Linked DNA regions of Homo sapiens: regions 2 and 3 are each linked to region 1. A link is an interaction called in ENCODE POLR2A ChIA-PET data of the cell type or tissue named here. Cell type or tissue: CD4-positive, alpha-beta T cell. All regions are shown on one strand. Links, peaks and the distances in the headings refer to the core of each region. The heading gives the core; the rest is flanking DNA. Region 1 has its middle 5.3 kb from the start of LINC01511. Region 2 has its middle 13 kb from the start of LPCAT1. Region 3 overlaps TERT (telomerase reverse transcriptase).

The links. Peaks named below come from ENCODE experiments on the same cell type or tissue, not always from the same donor. Only the 100,000 strongest peaks of a DNase experiment are listed, where the experiment ranks them.
Region 2: POLR2A ChIA-PET joins it to region 1 with 16 read pairs; 7 of 35 experiments call an interaction of 5 or more read pairs at or near these places.
Region 3: POLR2A ChIA-PET joins it to region 1 with 13 read pairs; 4 of 35 experiments call an interaction of 5 or more read pairs at or near these places.

The regions. Positions count from the first base shown.
Region 1 is chr5:1,381,483-1,389,353 of GRCh38, forward strand. No RefSeq gene overlaps it. Among named protein-coding and RNA genes, the nearest start is that of LINC01511, 5.3 kb to the left of the region's middle. RefSeq lists enhancers at 4,292-4,586, 4,643-5,211. In CD4-positive, alpha-beta T cell, for the core only: no CTCF peak of the experiment used is centred there; DNase peaks (open chromatin) are centred at 4,459, 4,929 and 5,699; H3K4me3 peaks cover 1,760 bases; H3K27ac peaks cover 2,061 bases.
Region 2 is chr5:1,532,915-1,540,785 of GRCh38, forward strand. No RefSeq gene overlaps it. Among named protein-coding and RNA genes, the nearest start is that of LPCAT1, 13 kb to the left of the region's middle. RefSeq lists a silencer at 3,403-3,540. In CD4-positive, alpha-beta T cell, for the core only: no CTCF peak of the experiment used is centred there; DNase peaks (open chromatin) are centred at 2,927 and 3,577; H3K4me3 peaks cover 1,285 bases; H3K27ac peaks cover 1,998 bases.
Region 3 is chr5:1,251,314-1,259,184 of GRCh38, forward strand. It overlaps TERT (telomerase reverse transcriptase), which reads right to left. Exons shown (of 16, transcript NM_198253.3): 13 at 7,285-7,346; 14 at 3,974-4,098; 15 at 3,055-3,192; 16 at 1,854-2,518. The coding sequence ends at 2,415. Among named protein-coding and RNA genes, the nearest start is that of SLC6A18, 30 kb to the left of the region's middle. RefSeq lists a promoter at 1,015-1,673. In CD4-positive, alpha-beta T cell, for the core only: a CTCF peak has its summit at 3,846 (motif pointing right); a DNase peak (open chromatin) is centred at 3,858; H3K4me3 peaks cover 817 bases.

The DNA.
Region 1 (7,871 bases), core at 3,606-6,105:
ATCCATACACACATGCTCACCCCTACATGGACACCCACACACGTGCACGTGCCCATACACATGCACACCCATGCACACACCTGTCTGTGCACACCCCACACCCATGCATGCCGGCACACACCCATGCACATCCACACACAGGCACATACCCACACACACGTGCACACCTCACACCCATGCATACCTGCACACGCTTGCACACTCACCTGTGCACACACATCATACCTGCATGCACACCCCCACACGCACACCCACACACCTGTGCACACACCCATACACATGCATGCCCACACCCACATGTGCACACACCGTACATACCTGCACACACCCACGTATGCACATGGTCAACACTCACCCACTCAGGCACTCTTACATGCACACACGCACACAGACATGGCCACTTTCATGGACACACACCCACACACGCCCACATATACACGCATGCCCACCTAAACCACTCACTTGACCAAATAGCTTTTCAGGAGAGCGCCTGGTCCTGAAGCTTTCTAGGCATTTCGGTAGCCAAACCCTCTTGATCGTGTGGTTCCAGAAAAAGCCAGTGCGGCACCCACTTACCCGTACTGCAGCCACCGTGGTCCCGGGAAGAGGGCTTGCTTCCGCAGAGCTAATGAGGGAAGCGGTCTCTGAGAGTAGAAGGGAGGCCTCGGAGGGAGGTGGTCTCCAAGAGTAGCCGGGAGGCCTGGGAGGATGGTGGTCTCCGAGAGTAGCAGGGAGGCCTGGGAGGGTGGTGGTCTCCGACAGTAGCAGGGAGGCCTGGGAGGGTGGTGGTCTCCGACAGTAGCAGGGAGGCCTGGGAGGGTGGTGGTCTCCGACAGTAGCAGGGAGGCCTCAGAGGGAGGTGGCAGAGCAGGCTCTGCTCTCAGGAAGTGCCCCGTGGGTGGCGACGGGCCGAGAGGTGCTCTGGGGGACGAGTTATGGCTCTGAGCTGCCCGTGCAAGGCAGGGAGGCTGCGTTTTCATGCGTTCACACCTCAGTCCCTGGGTAAGGACCTCCCAGGATGTACCTCCAGCACCCCGGTCATGCAGAGGCCTGGGAAAGCCTGTTGAGGCTGGAGGGGTGGGGGCACATTGGTGTGTTGGGGGACCTGTGTCGTGGGCACGGCTCCCCGTTTAGGGAAGGCACTGCGGTGATCACGCACTACCAGTAAGTATTTCAGAGCCCAAAACGCGAAAACAAATGGAAGAAGTTCCATGTCATAGTGAGTCTTGGCTGGGCGCAGTGGCTCACCTGTAATCCCAGCACTTTGGGAGGCTGAGGCGGGCAGATCACTTGAGGTCAGGAGTTTGAGACCAGCCGGGCCAACATGGTGAAACCCTCTCTCTATTAAAAATACAAAGCTACTCGGGAGGCTGAGGCAGAAGAATTGCTTGAACCTGGGAGGTGGAGGTTGCGGTGAGCCAAGATGGCGCCACTGCACTCCAGCTTGGGCAACAGAGTGAGACTCCATCTCAAAAACAAAAAAGAAAAACAAATAAAAATACAAAAATTAGCTGGGTGTGGTGGCGGGCGCCTGTAATCCCAGCTACTCGGGAGGCTGAGGCAGGAGAATCGCTTGATCCCAGGAGGTTGTAGTGAGCCAAGATGGCGACATTGCACTGTAGCCTGGGCGATGGGGTGAGACTCTGTCTCAAAACAAACAAATAAACACACACAGAAAACAGTGAATGTTTTTATTACAAATAATAAATGTTTGCTTTTACATACCACACCTCATTTCCCCAGGGGTTCCTGAGCACCCCCCCCCAACCCCCTGCTCACCCTCCTTCATTCTCTCCACAGTGTTTGAGGCATATTTTGTGCCAGGCCCCTCCCAGGGCTGCTAACAAGAAAATACAAAATAAAAATGGCAGAGAAGCGAGTGCCTCCCGCGTATGGCAATGCCAGCCATGAGCCAAACGGCTGAACAGAGTCCACATCTCCCTCCGGGTTTCCGGGGTCCCCTGCTCAGGCCTCACCAGTGCAGCGCGGACGTCAGACCGCTACCGTCTCACTCAAGGCTCCCGTGGGCCAGGGTCCACCTGGGTTCTGCTCCTTGGGATATTGGCAGGATCCCGGGCCCTGCTGCTGTGGACTCGGGACTTCACTTCCTTGCTGGTCAGAGGCTGCGTGAGCTTCCAGAGGCCACCTGCTGTTCGTGTCACCTGGGGCTCCCCGGCCCAGCCATGTGCTTCCTCAAAGCCACAGGGGAGGGCCAGGTTCCAAAGAAATGGGCATTGCAATCCTGTGTAACACAATCACATTCCTCCACTCCACTTTGCTGTGTTCTGTGGGTTAGAATATGGTTATCGCCGGGACACCAAACAAGGGTGTCACCAACAGGAGGTGGGGGGCCTTGGGAGTATGGCTACCACACAGGAGGAAACGACAGCTCCACTCCATCACTGAACCTGAGCTCAGCAGTGGCTTTGAGTGTCCTGGCAGCCACGCAGGAAAGGGACTCTGCTCAGAACACACATGCAGAAGCAGGACACACTCCTGCTCTCAAGCCCAGCGCTGAGCCCATCAGCGCTGAGCCCATCAGCGCTGAGCCCATCAGGGGCAGGTGTCCTGGGCCTCCGGTCTCAAGGGCATCATTTCTGTGCAGGCAACAGTCACTGGGCTGTCCTTTCACGCCCTTTGGACACACAGACAACACAAGTGGTTCCCAGAAGCCCTCTGTGTCCTGTCAGGTGGTGACAGGTGGGGGTGGCTGTCCTGTGTCCTCTCAAGTGGTGACAGGTGGGGGTGGCTGTCCCCTCTGTCCTCCGTGGTGGTGACAGGTGGGGGTGACTGTCCTGTATCCTGTCAGGTGGTGGCAGCTGCAGGTGGCTGTCCTCTGCATCATGACCCCACCTGTGTCATGGCAGGGCCAGGCTCATCTCCAGAAACCTCAGGTCAGTGATCCCTACGGATGCCTTTTTACATCATGTCAGAATCTGGAAAGTCTGTTTTATTTCATTATCTGAAATACTTTTAAGAGTGGTAACGGTAGCATTAGACTGATAGTTACATGGATCTGGGACATCTGTGGCACTGGTGCATAAACATCTGAGCCATTTCCATCATTTAACTTGTCCAATCCTTTCAACAGCCTTCTGTGCTGGGCGCGATGACTGCTCTCTGCACAGATGAGTAAACTGAGGCACAGGTGCCTGGACCCTTGCCAAAAAGTGAGGGAGCCAGAGATTCTAACCCAGGGCCCAGCCCTGAGTCTCACCCCTGCCCTCTCCCATCTGCCTGTCCCTCCACAACCCCGATGCCCGACCCTGGGTGGAGAAAGTACAGGGAGGGTCTGCAGCTGCCCAGCTGCAGTGTCCAGTGTCCTGGCGACAGGACCCGGAGCAAACCAGGCCTCGGCATGGGCACGGGATGAACTCAGGGCACCGGTGGGGTGTTGGCCGTTTCTGGGTAACAGACCTACAGGTGATGTCTTTTCCTCTTCTTTCTAAGCTTTAAAAATTACCATTGTGATTAATAGAACTTTTTAGAATTTTAGATACAGTTTCTCTGTGTGAACAAGGCTTAAAGGATATGAGAATGTTTCTGTAGCTTACAGGTCATAATACTATCTTTGAATACACAAATTGAAAAGCCACTTAAATATTAACCTTTGATTCTGAACCAGGATGAGCTTAACGATGGGGACCTGCAGGGCGTGGCCGGCTGGAGCCCATGGCCAGCAGCCATGGCTGAGGGCATACTTCAAAACGGTCATTTCTGTCCCACTAATACTGTGTAAATATGTATGCCATCCAATTTTTAACCAAATAAAATGTTCTGTCTGACGGGTCCCTTCATCTATATGACAAACAGTTTTAAGTAAAGAGGATCTCAGCTTGCAGAATAAGTAAAATTGTTTAAATTCTAGATAAATGTGTTCAGTGCTTGATGGGCTAATGCTGGCTGGATTTGTGAAGGTCAGTCATATACATGAAAATTCTTCTGCATTCACCTTAGAAGAGCGATATTTTTAGGCGAACAGAGCTTGCGATATTTTCTTTCCGTGCCACCTGCCCGCTTGGTGTCTGGCCCTGCGTCCTCAGAGGACCATGGTGGGCTGGTGTTCTTGGAGAGGAGGCCTCTCCAGGGCCACCAAGAGGGGGCTGTGGCCCAGGCTGAGCTCTTCTAGTGGCATGAGGGACACGCTTTATTCATGTGAGCGTTGTGAGGTGGGAAGGGAGGCCAGCCAGGGGAAGGGTAGAAGAATGCCTGTTGCTTGGGTCGGAGGCTCGATGGACTTTCACTGCTGGACATAGTGTGAACATGGGAGACGCAGGTTCAGCGATCACGTTTCACTTTCCCATTCCCCGGACCTCAAACTCAGGCCTGTGTAACTAAAGGTTCTGTGCTGCCAGGCTGGGCGTTTCCCCCAGGGAAGGCACGAGAGAGCGAATGCAGGGCCGGCCGCGGGGCCTGGGGACTGTGCCGCTCAGCACCACCCACAGGGCGTTCCTTGGGGCGTGGCCTGGGCCGGGGCGGTAGGATCCCTTGGACAGGGCCGTGTCTGGCTCACAGGAAGCTGCCCTCATGGAACGGGGTGCAGTGGGGTGTTCGTGGTCCTGCTGCCGTTGGCTGGGCGCAGCCATCCCTGCCGGCTCCCCCGCGCCTGTGCCCCGGGCCCTACTGCACCTGCACGGGCGGGGCTCTGGGGCCGGCGCGGGGAGTGAGGCCGCCGGTCTCCTCTGCTGTGGTCGGTGTGGGGGCCGGCGGGGCGCAGAGCTGCTCACCCGGCTGACTCCCCCTTCTGCCCTGCTGGCCTCTGAGCCGGTTCTCTGGGGCCTCTGTGAGCGCCTTGTGCCCCCCACACCCGCCGTGAGTACCGTGTCTCTCTGCTCAGCCAGGTGGGCGCCTCTGCTGCTGCTGTTGCCACCGAGTGACTGACTGACGCAGCGACGCAGCCACCGACACCCAAACACTGGAGCGTTTTACCCAAATGTAAAAGTCTAAACTTCCGGCTTCTCGAACAAAAGAAAACAAAGGAAAACGTCAGACGCCCCGTTGACGCCGGGCGCGCGTGGCCGCGGCCGAGCCGCTCTTCAAAGCCGGCAGCGTCTGGTCTGGCCTGGCTCCGCCAGCTGCCCGCAGGTCCTGTCCTCGTGGCTTTCTGCCCTGTCCTCCCTGGCCGGCTGCACTGGCTTCTGTGACGCTCGCTCCTTGCTGCGCAAGTGCAGGTGCAGCACCTTAAAGGCTGAGTGCGTCCCACACAGCGGGGCTGGAGCTCGGCACCTTCAGTCCACCCCAAACACCGCCCTCCCGCTGTGCACGGCCACTGCTGCCCCTCCTGCACCCCGACACATGGGGAGCTGGTCTGAGCCTGCCCCACCTGCTCTCCTGTGATCTCCCCTCTGCCACCCCCATCTCGCGCTCCATACCCCTTCCTCAGACCTCCTTGCCTGGGGCTGCTCTCCCCAACTCAGCAGAGCAGGGCTGGCCAGTACTAAGGACAGGGGCGACCACTGGTCCCCAGAAATCCTGAATCCAGGAAACCCCTCAGTCCGGGGCAGACCGGGATGGCCGACCACCCTGACTAGGGGAGGGCCGTCAGAAGTCTTTGACCCTGATCTAAGTTCTCTCTGCTTTGCTGAGTCTCTTTCTGTCTCTCTCCTCCTCTCCCTGTCTGAATGTCTGCCTGCCTCTCTCCCACACACATCTGAGACACAGGTCTCACAGAACCGCCCTTGCCCTTCTGTCTGTCTGTCTGCCTGCCTCTCTCTCACACACACACCTGAGACACAGGTCTCACAGAACCGCCCTTGGCCCTCTCTGCCAGGAGGGTGGTTCTCGGAGGTTCCCATCCTCTGTGGGGATGCTGACAGCTGTGGGTCATGGCTGGTGCCGCGGTTCTCACTCTTGGCTGCAGAGAGCAGCTGGGGGCTGCAGGTCAGGCCACACCTAGCTCCCCATGGCCCTGGTTCACTTAAGTGACAGGCTGGGGTGAGGGGAGGAGGAGGCCAGGGTGTGACCGTCGGTTCCATTTCTGCTTTCCCCCAGCTCCCCAAGTCAGGCACCGGCACAGTGGCAGTTGGTTTGTGGGACACCCATCTGTCAGTAGGGCATGAGTATCCTTGGCTCTGTCCTGCTGAATCATGGGTCCTGGCTGTGGCGCCAGGGCCAGCTGTGTTTGTGATCTGGTGCATCCTCAGGAGAAGGAGAGCAGGCGAGGCGCCAGGGAATGTAGGATTTGCTGATGAATTGTGTTTCAAAAAAGGTGGCTTTTTTTCTGTTGTCAGACTTCAGGAAACAGGTAGAGGCTGTGACCTTTGGGCCAGTCAAATGAATCTACAGAGATTAAAGGAGGATTGTGGAGTGAAAACCAAAAAAAGCCAAACATAGAGGAATCCGTTTACCCTTTCAGCCACGTATTTCGCTGTTGCCGAACCTTTATTAAAATGCTTCTCTCAAAGGAAAAATTGTATAGTTTTTTCAGGCTTCAAAAACCCAGGCCATGTGTCTAAAGGTCACTTGACGAACAGCACAAATCCCATGGTAAAGGGCAGGGTGCGGAGGGGTGAGCCTCCCATCCAGCACCAAAGCGGGCTCTGAGGGCTTATCCCTCCCAGGGAGTCCAGCACCAAAGCGGGCTCTGCGGGCTCATCCCTCCCAGGGAGCTTGGGTTCTGCACAAACAGTGTCAGAAGAAAAGACTTCTTCAGACATTTTGAAATTAACATTTCATTTGTATTAAACAGCCCAACCCTCCTTGGAGAGCAAGTACTAAATACAGCATCCACACAGTCAGCCCTGTAGGGGAATTTGAGATTGGACCAGAATGGCAGACTTGTACATGTCATCCAGGACCTTCCACCCATCCATCTGCACATCTATCTATCCCTCCACCTACCCATCCACTCATCCATTCCTCCATCCATCTATCCATCCACCCATGCTTCCATGCATCCATCCATCCACACATCCATCTGTCCATCCACCCAAGCATCCATCCATCCATGCATCCATCTATCCATCCATTCATCCGTTCATCCATCTATCTATCCATCCCTCCAACCGTCCATAACCTACCCACACATCCATTCACCCATCTACCCATCCATCCATCCATCCATTCATCCATCCACAAATCCACTTGTCCATCCATCCATCCATCCATAACCTACTCACTCCCCACATCAACCCATCCACCCACACACCACCTATTCATTCATCCATCCATCACATACCCACCCACCCGTCTATCCATCCATCCATCATCAACCCATCCACTCACCTACCCATTCATCTATCCACCCATCCATGCATCTATTCATCCAGCCATCATCTGCCTGCCCATCCATCTAACTATCCATATATCCATCCACCCAACCGTAATCAACCATCCATCCACCCAGCCATCTACACACCCCCTTTCCCTCTCACCCTCCCTCCCTATCTCCCTTTCTTCTTTCTTTTGTCCATCAATACATCCATTCATTTACTCATCCATCTATCCAACTATCCACTCATCCATTTATTCATCCAACCATCCACCACTCATCCATTAACCCACCTGTGCATTCATCAATCTATTTATCCCTTTCTCTCTCTCTCACCCTTTTCTCTCTCTCCTTTCATCCATCCCTCCCTTCTTCTGTCCATCCATCCAGCCTTCCATCTATCCATTCATCCCTTATCTATCCACCCATTTATCCATCCACCCGCCCCTTCACCCACCCATTCATTCATCCATCTGTAAACATATTAAATGCCACTGCCTTCCATGTACCAGGCCTGTTCAAAACACTGGCAGAAGCGAGTGAGACTAACTCAGTTCCTGCTGGGACAAGAGACAATGGGCCATCTGCCTTCAACAGAACACCTGCTAGGGAAGACCTGGGGAGAATGGGGGTTTCAAGGAACACTGGCCAAGGGCCAGAA
Region 2 (7,871 bases), core at 2,259-4,758, 150 kb after region 1:
TAACTCAACAAGTTTTTATTTTGTTTGTATATTTATTTGCTTTTGAAATTTTGTCTTTATTACTGTTTTCCTGCAAATCAGTTATGATGTACCTGTGTGTGAGAAATCACTGAGCTTCTTTGATTTATGGGTTTATACTTTTAATAAAATTTAGAAAACTAATAGTCATTATTTCCTTTTTATCATGACTTTATTGAATTATAATTGATATATAATAAACCACATAAATTTAAAGTGGACATTTTGCTGTTTTTATATATACACACATATATATGTACACACACACACACACACACACACACACACCCTATGAAATTGCCACTGTATTTAAGATAGGAAACATAGTTATTATTCCCAAAAGCTTTTTCACTCCCTTTTGTAATCCCTACATCCCACCCCTACACATTTCATCCTCAGGCAACCCCTGTTCTACTTTCTGTTGCTGTAAGTTAGTTTGCATTTTCTGAAATTTTATACAAATAAAATCATACAGTTTCTTCTTTGGTTCCAATTATTTCACTCAGCATAACTATTTGAGGTTCACCTTTTTTTTTTGTTTTTATCAATCATTTACTTGTTTTTATTGCTGAATAGTATTCCATTGTATGGATATTTGTTTATCCATTCTCCTGTTGATAAATATTTGGGTTGTTTCTAGTTTGGAACTATTACAAATAAAGATGCTGTGAGCATTTGAGTACAAGTCTTGGTATGGATGTATGGCTTTCATTTTTGTTGGATAAATACTTATCAGTGGGAAGCTGGGTGATACATTTTGAAAGAAACGTTCAAACTCTTGTCCACAGGGGTTGGACCATTTTACATCCCCCAACCCAGACTGTGTATGAGAGTTTCAGTTCTTACATATTTTTGCCTACACTTAGTATGGTAAGACTTTTAGGTTTTAGGCATTCCAATACATATGCAGTGGCGTCTCGTTATGATTTTAATTTGCTTTCCCTTTGAACAATGACCTAGAACATCTGTGCATGTGCTCATTTATCATCCACAAATCTTCCTGATGTGTTCAAATATTTTTCTCATTACAGTATTTTTCTTTGTTTTATTATTAATGGGTCTAGAGAGTTTTTATATATTGTGAATACAATTTCTTTATAAGATAAGTGATTTGCAAATATTTTGTACCATTCTGTGGCTGCTTTTTCATTGTTTTAACAATATTTCTCAAAGAGAAGTTTTTAATTTTTTATGTTCAATTTACCTTTTTAAAAAACAATCATGCTTTTGATGTTATATCTAAAAATATCTCTGCTTAATTCAAGGTTATGAATAGTTTCTCTTGTTTTCTTCAAGAAGTTTTATAGTTTATATTTTATAATTAGGTCTATAATCCATTGTGAGTTAATTTTTACATGGTATGAGGTATAGATACGAGTTTTTTATTTTTATTTTTTTACCTATAGATGTAGAATTGTTCCATATCATTTGTTGTAAGACTATCCCTTCTCCACTGAATTGCCTTTGCAGCTTGGTGAAAAATTGATTGACCACATCTGTGTGCTTCTGTTTCTGGGCTGACTATTCATTGCATTGACCTATTTATTCATTTGGATGCAAGTCTTGACTACTGTAGTTTTATAATATGTCTTAAGATCCGGTGACATTAGTTCTTAACCTTAGTTTTTCTTTTTGAAAGTTGTTCCAGTTTTTTGAGGTCCTTTTGATTTCCATATGAATCTTAGAATCAGTTTGTCAATTACTACAGAAAAAATTCTGCAATTTTGAGATTATGTTGGCACCGCGCACAAATTTTGGGAGAAATAACATCTTGACAATATTGAGTCTTTTGACCCCCTGTCATGGTACATCTCTCAGTTCATCTAGGCTTTCTTTAATTTCTCTCAACAATGTTTTGTATTTTCCAATGTGTAAATCTTACCCATCTTTTGTCAGATTTATCATTAAATATTTAACATTTTGTGCTACTGAAAATGGTACTTAAAAATTTTTGTGAACTTGTGGAGAACGTATATTCTGCATCTGTCAGGTGTAGTGTTTTATAAATGTCAATTAGCTCAAGCTTGTGGATAATGATGTCATGTCTTCTATTTTTAACTGATATTTTTCTCTGATTGTCTTTACTGATGTGTTGTTCATATTGCGATATGGTTTACTTCTCCTAATTCTTTTTTCTTTTTACCTTTGCTTTTGGTGATTTGAAGCTCTGTTATTAGGTACACACATATTTAATTATGTCTTTCTGATGAGTTGAGCCTTTTAACATTATGAAATATCTCTATTTCTGGTAATACACTACGTTTTGAAGTCTGTTTTTTCCTGATATTAATAAACTCACTCTAGTCTTAGTTTTGCATGGTACATTTACTATCAACCTATTTGTGTCTTTATATTTAATATGGATCTTTTGTAGACAGTATATAGTTTTTTCTTGATTTTTCATTCTTTTTCTATCAGCCCATTTACCCCCATTCTTCATAGCACACTTTTAATGTGCCTTATATCTACATTGATTACCTACCCTATAAGAGAATATAATAATTTTTGCTTAGCCCTATGTATTTTAAAGAAATTAATAGTAAATTAATAATCACTTCATTTACTATTTCTGAAGCTCTTTATTCCTTTCTGAAGTTCCCTGTTTCCATAAGGTATAATATATGTTCATCCTGAAGAATTTCCTTTAACATTCCTTACAGTACCTGTCTGCTGCACGTGAATAGTTTTTTAAATCTGAGTTTTTAAATCTTTGTTTTGCTTTCACTATGGAAGGATATTTTAATGATTTTAGAAATCTAGGCTGACAGTTTATTTTCATTCCGCCCTTTAAAAATCTTGCTGCCCTGTCTTCTGGCATCTAAAAATGCTGGTGAGAAATCAGCAGTGATTTAAGTCTTCGTCTTGTGTGTGTCATGTGTCATTTTTACCTGGCTGTGCTCTCTTTTTATCTTGATCTTTGGTCTTTGGCAGCTTGATGTTAATCTTCCTAATTGTGGTTTTCTTAGAGTGTATCCTGCTTGTAGGTTTTCTGAGATCCTTGAATCTGAAAATGTACATCTTTCACTACACTTGGGGACTTACCTGCTACTATATCTTCGGATTTTTTTTCTGCTACTTTTTTTTCTCATTTCTTCTTCTGGAGCTCCTATTACAGATATATAAGCCTTTTGATATTGTCCCATAGGTTCCTGAGATTCTGTTCATTTTTTTAAAAATTTCCCTCTTTCTTCTTTATATTGAGCAATTTCAAATGATCTGTCTTCCATTTTAATTCATTTGTCATTGCCGTTCTGCTGTTAAGCCAACCCGGTACATTTGTATTTTCAGATACTGTATTTTTCAATGTTAGTTTCTCACTGGGTTCTTTTTAGTAGTTTCTTTTTCTCTGCTAATATGTCCCATCTTTTTATTTATTGTGAGTGTGTTTTCTTTGCTCTAAGCATAGCTGGAATGGCCGCCTTACAGCCCACATCTGCTGTCTCCGCACTGGCGCCTCAGGGCTTAGGTTGGTTGGTTGTCCTGTTCTTTGAGATTGGGTCACGTTTCTCTGTTCTTCATGTAGGACGTAGGAGCCTCTGGGGTGCACGTTCTCGCAGTGAATGCTGGTGGTTTCCCTTTGGTGCTGTCTGGTTGGGTCTGACTCACATGTGAACTCTGTCTCCTGGGTGGCAGCCTCTGTTTTGGTTCAGTTCAGTCCTTGGCTAAGCTGCTTTGGGTCACTCCACACCTGGTGATCCTGGTGTTAACCAGTGACGTGACATGGATAGAGCTTATGTACAGAATTTGGGGTTCCTCTTCATGTCTCTTCTCTTTTTAGGGCTCCCCCTTACCCTTCAGTGGATTTTCTGTCATAGTGTTTGCCACTCTGTGCTGTTCTAACCTCTGGCTCAAAGCTACAAAATGGGACAGTTCCCTGTGTATATCTCTTCTTACAAGGTTTACCTCCCATCCCCAATTTGCCAGCTTTTGTTCATTCTCCAAGATAGGTCATCAAAACATTAAAAAAAAAAAAAATTCTCAGGGATCTTGTCTAGTAGCAGCTTACACAGACACAGCCAAAGTGCAAAACTCCAAACTTATGTTTTTAAAAATGCCTGTTCTCTCTCCAGATATCTTAATGCACTTCACAAATGTTTAAAAAACGGAATCAACTGTAACTCTTTCACTTTCACTTTTAGTTCTCATCTAAGATAAACTACCATATAAATTGAGTTGAAAATCCACACTGATGAACTATTTAATAGGAAACAATATGGGTACTTGCCTACAATTTAGGCTTTTTCTGATTTCCAGAAAGGCTACAAATGAAAATGTTTGCTCAGACGTTTACTTTGTACCTGAAATAAGAAGGATGTGGTCCATCTGGTCACTGTGGCCCTGTTTGTGGTAGGGCTGGTGTCAGTATTCTAGCATCAGCGGTGACCTGGGTACTTTAACATGAATTATCTTCTTGTTTATTAACTCCATAAGGAAGTGTTAATCCCAGTTTTCAGAGGAGGACGTTGAATCTCTGCAGGTTGCACAACACACCCCCAGGTGTCGGAGGAGGCCAGGAACAGCACTGAGGTTGGAAACCAGGTTTATGCCTCGAAATCCTGTGCCCGTCCCACCACAGGCACTACCTCTCAAACTTCCAGGTTCTAAATTTGTTGGTTTTGTTCACTGTATGACAGTTGTAGATAGAAATTTAAAAAACGGAAAAGGTTGCCACAAAGCCCTCCTCATTTAATAAAATCTGTGACTCGAGTCTTCTCTTCTGAGCTGGGGTCGGAAGATGGCTCTTTCCCCAGGATGGAGCTCCTTTCAAGGGACACAGCTGCGGTTCCAGGGTCTGCCCGAGTGAGCCTCAGGGTTGGGGGATTCTGTAGTTTGTAGTTTGCTCGTGTTTGCATGGAACTCATGGCAGAGTTTTCCCTTGGCCCGTGTACTCGCTGCTTAGGGCTATCGTAACAAATTACCACAAAGCGGGGGTCTTAAAACAACAGAAATATGTCGTCTCACAGTTCTGGAGGTCAGAAGTCTGAGATCAAGGTGTGGGCAGGGCTGGTTTCTTGAGGGCTCTAAGGGACGGTCTGACCCAGGCCTCTCCCAGCTCCCGCCGCCCCGCCACCCGAGTTCGCGTGGCTGCTCTCCTGTGTCTGTGTCTACAGTTGCCCTCTTCTTTTTCGGATAAGGACCTCAGTCATGGGATTTAACGCCACCTTAAATCCAGGATGATCTCATCTCGAGATGCCCCTCCTAATTACAGCTACAAAGACCCTGTTTCCAAATAAGGTCACATTCACAGGTACCAGAAGTTAGGACTTGGACACATCTTTGTGGGGCCACTCCCCAACTCTACAGCCATCCAATCTCGTACAATTTGGGCAAAATCCATGACAGATGTTAGCGATGAAGTGTGGTCCCTGCTGGCTGTCCATGCCCCCTTTGCCACCTACTTCTCCTTGCTGTGGAGGGCAGAGCTAAGGCTCCCTCCTCGTGGCGCTGGGGAGTTCTGATGGCGGTCCAGGGCCCTCGCCACCATCACCTGAGCGCTCATGTTGCCCACACAGCCGGCCTCGCCGCCAAAGCCTTTCTCCCTCGGACTTCAGGTGGAGAGGCTGCTGCGGTCTCTCCCCCTCCCTCTGGGCTCTGGCCTCTCCTCCTTGTCTTGGCTGATGGCTCCCCCTCATCCAGCTCTGAATGTGGCTCCCTCCACGCCCCTTCCCTCTCTTCTCTGCACACCCTCGTCCTGTGTGCTCTGGACCACGCCTGTGCCTTACACACTGCTTGCCCATGGGTGACGCCTGCATCCGCGTCTGACCTCCTTCTGAGCTCAGATGCACACGTCTGGCAGTGATTTCATGCTTCCGCTTGGAGGTCTGTCTTAGTCTGCTCAGGCTGCTGAAGTAGAAGCCACCATAGGCTTGTGGCTTAAACAACAGACGCTTTTGCTCACAGTTCTAGAGCCTGGAAGTCCAAGCTCAAGGCATGGTAGATTTGCTGTCTGGTGAGGCTGTATCCTGGTTTATATACGGCGCCTTCTCCCTGTGTCCTCATGTGGTGAAAGGGGCGCGGGAGCTCTCTGGGTCTCTGTTATAAGGACACTCATCCTATTCATGAAGGATTAGGCACCGAATCACCTCCCAAAGTCCCTGCCTTCTAATAGCATCACCTTAGGGGTAAGAATTTCAGCGTAGGAATTGGTGGGGGAGGGGGGCGGTAAGCGGGGCACAGTTCAGTACATAGTGGGGTCTAACAGGCATTTCAAATCTACAGCATCCGTGGCTGCACTCCCATCATCCTTCCCAAGCCTACATCCCCTGCTCCCGGGACCACCCCAGGGAGGGCAGCCCATGCTGTGGCTGCTCAAGCCAAGACCTGGGTGCCCTCGGACTGCCCTGCCTCTGCCTCTCACCCTCACTCCCATTTACATTTCCTCATGGCCCAACCTTGTTTGAAAATGTAGGTTTTATTATTATTCAGGTATGGCAAGGCCAATGTGTCAGGAGATGATGCCCACTGACAAGAGAGTTTCTTCCCCACAGTGCCCAAGATGGGGGACTGGAGGGACAGCATACCACGCATGGCCACACAGGCCACACAGGGCCACATGGGGTCACACGGGGTCACACAGGGTCACACGGGGTCACAGAGTCACACAGGCCACACAGGGCCACACAAGCTACACAGGGCCACACAGGGCCATAGGGGGCCACACAGGGTCACACAGGGTCACACAGGGTCACACAGGGCCACACGGGGTCACACAGGGCCACACAGGGTCACACAGGGTCACACATGGGGTCACACAGGGCCACACGGGGTCACACAGGGCCACACAGGGTTACACAGGCCACACAGAGCCACACAGGGTCACACAGAGCCACACAGGGCCACACAGGGCCACACAGAGCCACACAGGGCCACACAGGGCCACACAGGGTCACACAGGGCCACACAGAGCCACACAGGGTCACACAGAGCCACACAGGGTCACACAGGGCCACACAGGGTCACACAGAGCCACACAGAGCCACACGGGGCCACACAGGGCCACACAGAGCCACACAGGGTCACACAGGGCCACACAGAGCCACACAGGGTCACACAGAGCCACACAGGGTCACACAGGGCCACACAGGGCCACACAGGGTCACACAGGGCCACACAGGGCCACACAGGGCCACACAGAGCCACACGGGGCCACACAGGGTCACACAGAGCCACACGGGGTCACACAGAGCCACACAGGGCCACACAGAGCCACACAGGGTCACACAGGGCCACACAGAGCCACACAGGGCCACACAGAGCCACACAGGGCCACACAGGGCCACACAGAGCCACACAGGGCCACACAGGGCTTCACGGGGCCATGTGGGAAGAACCCGTCAGGAGGCATTTCAGCTGGACAGGGCAAGCAGGCTTAGGGTTGGCTCACTGGATTAGTCTGTGGTTCCATGGGCTCCAGGGCACATGTAGAAGCTGCCCCCTGCTGTCCAATACCTGGCCCTGGGGTGGGCAGGGCAGGTGGAGAGCGGGAGGCAAGAGCACCCTGGCCTGTTTGGTTTCCACATGGAAAGTGATGTGGTTTGTCTGTGTCCCCACCCAAATCCCACCTTGAATTGTAATAATCCCCACATGTCAAGGGTGGGGCCAGGTGGAGATACTGAGTCATGGGGACAGCCTCCCCCATACTGTTCTCATGGTAGTGAATAAGTCTCACGAGATCTGATGGTTTTATGAATGGGAGTTCGCCTGTACAAACTCTCTTGCCTGCCGCCATGTAAGATAGGATTTTGCTCCTCGTTCGCCTTCCACCGTGTGTGAGGCCTCCTCAGCCACGTGGACCTCTTTAAACCATTAAACCTCTTTCCTGTGTAAATTACCCAGGCTCGGGCCTGTCTTTC
Region 3 (7,871 bases), core at 2,320-4,819, 130 kb before region 1:
GCAGTGGCTCACACCTGTAATCCCAGCACTCTGGGAAGCTGAGGCCGGAGGATCACTTGAGCCTGGGGGTTTGCGGCTACAGCGAGCCATGACTGTGCCACTGCACTAACAACCTGGGTGACAGAGTAGACACCATCTCTAATAATAATAATAATAATAAATAAAAACAGACAAATAAAGTAGGTGCTTAGTGAGTTAAGCCATATCAAAGCAAATACCTTTTTTAAGGGTCTAATACTTTAGCAAAAAATATAAGTAATCCTGAGTAAAATTTCAACAAAAAACACCCGGAGAAACAGGAATCTGGAGCTTTGTAGAAGATGGATAGCTGAACAATGGCCTGACCTGTTGGTCTGTGATTCAAACCCAGGTGTGCCTGAGCAGCGGCCTCTGCTCCTGGGAGTCCCCGCCCTGTTCTGTCCAACCTCCCACTGAGGTCGTCCGCCCACGGCGCCCGGGGCCGCTCCCTTCCAGTTTGCAGGGCAAAGGCGCCCCCAGGCCGGCTGCCAAGAGCCCCTCCTTCCTCACAGCTCCTATACGGGGGCTCCAGGCACCAGAGTGCATTTACGACACAGTCTGTGGACTTGGGCCCACCATAAACACATTAGGCTCGGTCACTCAGACATTCTCTGAAGCAGCAGCAATAAATGACGCCATATCCAGTGGCCATAAGCCCCCACCCCGACACCAGGCACGTCCGGGCTGCACTCAAACCAGAAGCCCTGTCCAAGGTGCACTCAGTAGGACCCGGCCATACCATAAGGCCCCACCAGGGACCTGCTGGAAGGCTCTGGAGCCACTCACGCAGGGCCCTCGGTTTCGTGTGGCCCAAGCCAACTTCTGAGGAGGGGCTGTTTCTTCACCCCAAGACTGCGTCCCTCTGAGCCGCCCCTCCTGTTCTCTGCAATCCTTCCAGTTCCTTCTGCCTGAGGAAGGACGTATGTCCAGCTCCACTGCGAGCCTGGCACCCGCCCTGGGAGGTAAGTCTGGATGAGACTAGGAGATAAGAGGATAAGAGATGAGACTGGGAGATGGTAAGAGGATGACAGATGAGACTGGGAGATAAGAGGAAGACAGATGAGACTGGGAGATGATAAGAGGATGAGAGATGAGACTGGGAGATGATAAGAGGATGAGAGAGCATCACCAGCCCCACCCTGAAGCCTCCTGTGTCCACACCCTCCACTGCCCCACCCTACCCACCCTTCAGAGATCAGAATCCTGGTCTACTCTTAAGAGAATGGCCAGAGGCGGAATGTGACTTTCAACCTGAGTTGGGGCGTTCAGGAGGAGGAATCCTGGATTTTATACAGGATGGTGTCATGCCCCTGCCCCCCACCTCCATGAAAGCTGATGGCCCAGAGGATGTGCACCAGGGAAGCACATCCGGATCCACGGCTGCAGGTGGGAGGCAGGGGAGGAGGGGGCCCAGCCAGGCTTCCCCATCTTCCCCGCCACCCAGACCAGCCCCCCCCATCACCCCTGCCACCCCAGCTGGGGCCCCCATCATCCCTGCCACCCTGGCCAGGCCCTCCATCATCCCCGCCGCCCAAGCTGGGCCCCCAGCATCCCTGCTGCCCTTCGGGCCTGGACTTACTGTTATGTCTTCCAGGGTGGGGGCTCCCACTGTCTATCCCCTACCCTCCTTCCCCTCCTGCCTCACAGCATCAGAAACCTCCCAGGCCCAGCCAGGCCATGGGCCCGCACTGACCACAACCCCATTCACTCATAGACTTCCGTAAATGCACAGCCAGGCCATGGGCCCGCACTGACCACCACCCCGTTCACTCACAGGCTTCTGTAATTGCATACAGTGGTGTCTATGCAGTGCACATTAGGATTCAAACATGAGATTTTTTTCAAAACTGAAAAACTCATATATTCAGTATTTTACTCCCACAGCACCTCCCCCCAATTTGACCCACAGGGACCCCCATCCAGGTGCAGGGTCCTCGCCTGTGTACAGGGCACACCTTTGGTCACTCCAAATTCCCAGAGCTCCCAGGGTCCTTCTCAGGGTCTCCACCTGGATGGTGGGGGTGGAAGGCAAAGGAGGGCAGGGCGAGGGGTGAACAATGGCGAATCTGGGGATGGACTATTCCTATGTGGGGAGTGGAAGCCGGGCTCCTGGTGAGGAAAAGCTGGCCCTGGGGTGGAGCCGAGCGCCAGCCTGTGGGGAAGTGAAGACGGCAGGTGTGCTGGACACTCAGCCCTTGGCTGGACACTCGCTCAGGCCTCAGCCGGACACTCAGCCTTCAGCCGGACATGCAGGCCTCGGCCAAACACTCACTCAGGCCTCAGACTCCCAGCGGTGCGGGCCTGGGTGTGGGCCGCCCCTCCCTCCCTGGGACGTAGAGCCCGGCGTGACAGGGCTGCTGGTGTCTGCTCTCGGCCTGGCTGTGGGCGGGTGGCCATCAGTCCAGGATGGTCTTGAAGTCTGAGGGCAGTGCCGGGTTGGCTGCGGCCTCCAGGGCAGTCAGCGTCGTCCCCGGGAGCTTCCGACTCAGCTGCGTCTGGGCTGCGGGGCCAAAATCAGACTCCGTTCCAGAAGAGGCCAGAGGTGGCATCCTCCAACCCTCCTAGGACGTGTGGGTGGCCGGGCAGGCAGGGCCTGCACCTCGTGGCCCTGGCTGGTGGGAACCTCAGTGAAGGGACAGACACCCCTCCACCGGGGCGAGCAGACAGGCAGCCCAGTGACGCTGGAGCGGCGGGGCGGGGAGAGAACTTGCTCAGGACCCCAGGAGCTCAGGGCAGCAGCCAGGGAAGAGGCTGTGAGAGGACACAGGTCAGGGGTCAGAAGGCTCCCAAGCGTGGGGAGCCATCGCCCCTGAGATGGGAAGCAGGGGTTCAAGAAGTTGTGGACCCTGCCAGGCTCCGTGGCCTGGGGACACCAGCGTTTAATCACATAGGGCTGCCAGCGTGGCTCCAGGCCCCCAGGGTCAGGCCCGGGGGCGTCTGCACTTCAGCAGCATCTGAGGCTGCTCGCCCCACACAGGGCGTTCAAGGATGACCCCTGGGCAGGTGGGGCCCGCACTGGCCTCCACCCACACTTGCCTGTCCTGAGTGACCCCAGGAGTGGCACGTAGGTGACACGGTGTCGAGTCAGCTTGAGCAGGAATGCTTGGTGGCACAGCCACTGCACGGCCTCGGAGGGCAGAGGGCCGGCGGCGCCCTTGGCCCCCAGCGACATCCCTGGGGGAAAACAGAGGCTGAGGAGTCACAGGCCCAGCCCAGCTCCCCTCCCAGGAGACACCGGAAAGCTGCCCACACCCGACGGTCTGCGGGGTGGCTCCATCTCTGGCTGTCCCGACCCAAGCACCGCAGGAGTCACGACAGAAATGTTTTCTTCGGCTTCTCCAGGTGAAATTTCCACAACACAGAAAGAACAGAAAGTAGAAGCTGTTAAGCTCAGGACCGCAGGTTCGACATGGCTTGAATTTCAGACGGATCAGAAACCTCCCTGATGCTGGACAAAGTGTCCAGGGGCAGAGGACGGTGACTGGGAAGCAGAGGACGGCGCGGGGCTCTGTCGTGGTGATACGCGGCCTCTGCTCCTGAGAGGGGTGGGGTAGCCTGGGCCTGGCCTCCTCCTAAGCCCTTGGCCTGGGTTTGCACAAGGGCCCTAAGTGCCATGGACGGGAGACAGCCCAATCCCACCACAGGGCAAACAGGAGAGGCCAGGCCCCCCAAATCCCACCATGGGGCAAACAGGAGAGACCAGGCCCCCCAGCGCTTCCCCAGGCAGAGCAAGGTGGGAAGGATGGCAGCTCCCAGACAGCTCCTGTCCCTTCCATCAGGTGCTCTGCTCACCCCACGAGAGGGCGGGCAGACGAGCCTGACAGTGGTTGGGTTAAACCACTTCCTGATGCGAAAAGGGGTAAGAACTTCCTAAGCCCAGATTCACTCAGTCTCCTGACACACTAACACCAGCAGGCAGGCACTGCTGCCACTGAGGCCAGGCACCTGCACATACCTGCGTTCTTGGCTTTCAGGATGGAGTAGCAGAGGGAGGCCGTGTCAGAGATGACGCGCAGGAAAAATGTGGGGTTCTTCCAAACTTGCTGATGAAATGGGAGCTGCAGCACACATGCGTGAAACCTGAGAGGATGGCGGACAGCGTCAGAGGAAAGGCCTCCTAATCAGACGGTGCTCGTGGGTGTGGGCATGGGCCCACCGGTGCCTGTGTGCGTGCATGAATGCACATGCATGGGTTTCCTCATGGGCACAGGTGCACACACACGGATGCATGCATGCATGTCTGTGTGTGTGCTTGTGTGTGCGAGTAGCTGCGTGTCTGTGTGTGCACAGGTACACTGCGTTTCTGTGCACCATCTGTATGAACACGCATGTGGAGGCTGAAGCAGCTCCATCCTGGATGCCAGCCCCCCATGCTGGCTTCTGATTAGCCCCTGTTCCGGGAAGGCCTCTAAGGTTTCCAGTTTATCCATTGTTCCTTGTGTACCAGCAGGTACTTATCATGAATCCTGCCCTTCGTCAGACAACCTTGATGTCATCGTATATCAACGTCCTGCGCATCCCTTCTGAGCCACCCGCCCCTGTGGTGCATAAACCCTGGGTCTGGGGTGATGGTGTGAGGACCCATCATCTCATCTCACTGACACCGAGACACCGACTTGGCTTCTGTGTGTAGGTTAAGTTCCTACTAAATGTTTCTTTCCAAGAAACTGCATTTGTCAGTCTTCTTTGTTGTTGTTGAGATGGGCTCTCACTCTGTCACCCAGGCTGCAGTACAGTGGTGCAATCTCAGCTCACTGCAGCTTCCACCTCCTGGGCTCAAGTGATCCTCCCACTTCAGCCTCCCAAGTATTGGAACTACAGGCGCACACCACCATGCTCAGCTAATTTTTGTTTTTATTTTTCATAGAGATGGGGTTCTACTATGTTGCTCAGGCTGGTCTTAAACTCCTGGGCTCAAGGGATCCTCTCGCCTCGGCCTCCCAAAGTGCTGGGACTACAGGTGTGAGCCACCGCGCCAGCCCTGTCAGCCTCCATCTTTGGCCTCTCAGCTTCCTGGGACTTTGGGGCAGGTGTGCACAGACCTGGCTACCATGAAACAGCACATGTGCACATGTGCTCATATGTGCGTGTGATCAGAGCCCCCGTGTACCTGGTCTGACCCTCTGCCTGAGCCCCCCGTGTACCTCATCTCACCCAGTGCCTGAGCCCCCCATGTACCTGGCCTCACCCACTGCCTGAGCCCCCCGTGTACCTCATCTCACCCACTGCCTGAGCCCCCCATGTACCTGGTCTCACTGACTTCCTGAGCCACTTCTGGAATGACCTGAGATCACACCAGTCAAGCCAGCACCCCGGTTTCAGCCTCTCAGTAACTCTGCTGAGGTGGGATGTCTTTTCCCCATTTAGCAACAACGGAAGCCAGGCCCAGAATGTTTTTAAACAAATAAATAAGCCTAAGGTCCCGGGGTTGCCACACGGCCACGCTCCTGACCCAGGAGGGAAACACCTAGCATGGGTGAGGGGCTCTCTTCCAAAGGGAGAAATAGCCACCTGCTAGAGGTCGGGGCGTCCACCCCAAGCCCGTGTGGAGGCGCGGCCAGCACGGGCCAGGAAGGCCGAGCCCCAGCGGATTTGAATCAGACCCCGCCCCCAGCGCCACGTGGACCACCACAGCCTCGCCCACTGCAGCCTGGCTGCCGTGAAATCGGGGCCCAGCTCTCCGTTCTCCCACTCCTGCCTCGAGGGAAGGGGATTCCTGGGCCTTCCACGTGCCTGACTCTGTGTTTGGAAACGGCCCGTGGCCCATCGCATCTCGGCCTCCTCAGGGCTACCCAATCAAGCGACTACCCAAGGGTCCCCACATGGGTGGGGAAACTCAGCCGCCCTGCCCTGAGCCCAGGCCCTCTACGGGAGCTCCTCGGAGCTAGAGACCCTGGTGGGGAAATGAGGACAAGACTGAGCTGAATATGGGAGGAGCAGGTGGCAGGTCACATGGCCCTGGGAGTTTCCCAGGAGTTTTCACCTGGGAAAACTCCTCTGACCTCATCATGGCCCAAGGAGGCCCCAAGCACGCCAGCTGGACCCTGGGGTCAACCACAGTGTCAGACACCTCCAGTCCTCAGTGGCACCTGTATCCAGCACACCCCAAGGGTTTCCGGAAAGGAGTCAAGCAGCTTGCACGAGGGCCCAGGCACGCGTCAGGGAGATGCAAACGAGGGAAGATTTGAGGCAGAGAGAGAAGGCAGAGAGGAGGGCGGTCTGAGCCGGACGCACCCTGGAACTGAGACAGCCTGGTCCCAAGCCTCTGGAGCTGGTGCAAAGGCGGTAACATGCAGCTGTGGCTCTGCCCTCCCTGCCAGAGCATGAAGGCGCAAGCACTCGGGTTAAAAACCATTTTCATGGTACGACCTTGTAATGGAAAACTCTCCCGTGAGCCCTTGCTGGGTTTCCACGATAGACGACGACCTCATTTCACATCAAGTGTGCACGGTAATTCGCGCAGCCTCGGCCCTGGGTAACACAAATGCTCACACTCCTTCTCAGCCCTCATGGGGCGAGGGCTTCGGCCTCCTGGCATTCAGCTCCCAGTGGCTCGGGAGGCCTGTTGAGGTGGAGGCCCGGGCCTGTGGTGCCCGACTGCCCTTTGGTACAGCCCCGAGGCTTGTGCCACCACCTGCCCTGACTCCAGGCAGAAGCTGGCCCTGTGGCCTCCACAGATTGGCCCTTCCCTCTGTGATAAAGTTGTCGATTCTTGGCAGGGGCACCCCCTGACCAGCCAGGACAGGGAACGTTCCAGGAGCACAGCCATGCCCAGAGCACAGGTGCTGGCCGGGCTGTGTGGGGAGCCACAGCTCTGCTGCACCTTCCCGGGGGTGGGGCCAGCGACCCTCACCTGCACCCACCTCGGCCCTCTTTGCTGAGACCCCAAATCCTCCGGGCATCTGATCTCCCATCTACTGTTCAGACACCTTCCCAGCCTCCTCTGCTAAGACTCCCCATAAACATCTCTTTACCCCATGCCCCTGCTGCCCTGGGATGGCCTCCATGACGTCCCACGGCCAGTGCACAGGCACAGTGGGGACACCTGGGGCCACACCGGCTCCTACCACTACCCAGAGATGGAGAACAGGTGCTTTGCACAGAGCCACGCGAACAGAACTGTGCACAGGCAGCAGCACCACTGAAAACGTAAGACATTCCTTGCCCCTAAAACCCAGGAGTTCCAAGGTGAAGCCCCGGGTCAGAGGTGAGCAGAGCGCGGAGGGTCCCTGGAGGCTGGGCCTGCACCCCTTGGTGGCGGCTCACCTGTACGCCTGCAGCAGGAGGATCTTGTAGATGTTGGTGCACACCGTCTGGAGGCTGTTCACCTAGAGTCGCCAAGAAAGAGTGAGAAACGGTAGAAACCTCTCTGGGATTTTAAGTTTTTACTTTTTGCTTTATCATCCATTCAGATGGAACAAGAAAGAGGAACATTTTGACAAGAAACTATCCCTCTTCCCAGTGAAATCCGGCCTGGCCCTCACCCGGCAGCTGCGAACCACCCTGGGCGAGTCAAGACTCTGTGTCATCTGCCTGCCCCCGAGGCTCGGCCAAGACAGGAAGGAACCAGGAGAGGGAGTGGACGCAAATGCCCACAGAGAGGGGAGGTGGACGCAGATGCCCACAGAGAGGGGGAGTGGACGCGGATGCCCACAGGAGAGAGGGAGTGGAGTGGATGTAAATGCCCACAGGAGAGGGGGAGTGGACACAGACGCCCACAGGAGAGAGGGAATGGAGTGGATGTAAATGCCCACAGGAGAGGGGGAGTGGACACGGACGCCCACAGGAGAGAGGGAGTGGATGCAGATGCCCACAGGAGAGGGAGTGGACGCGGATGCCCACAGGAGAGGGGG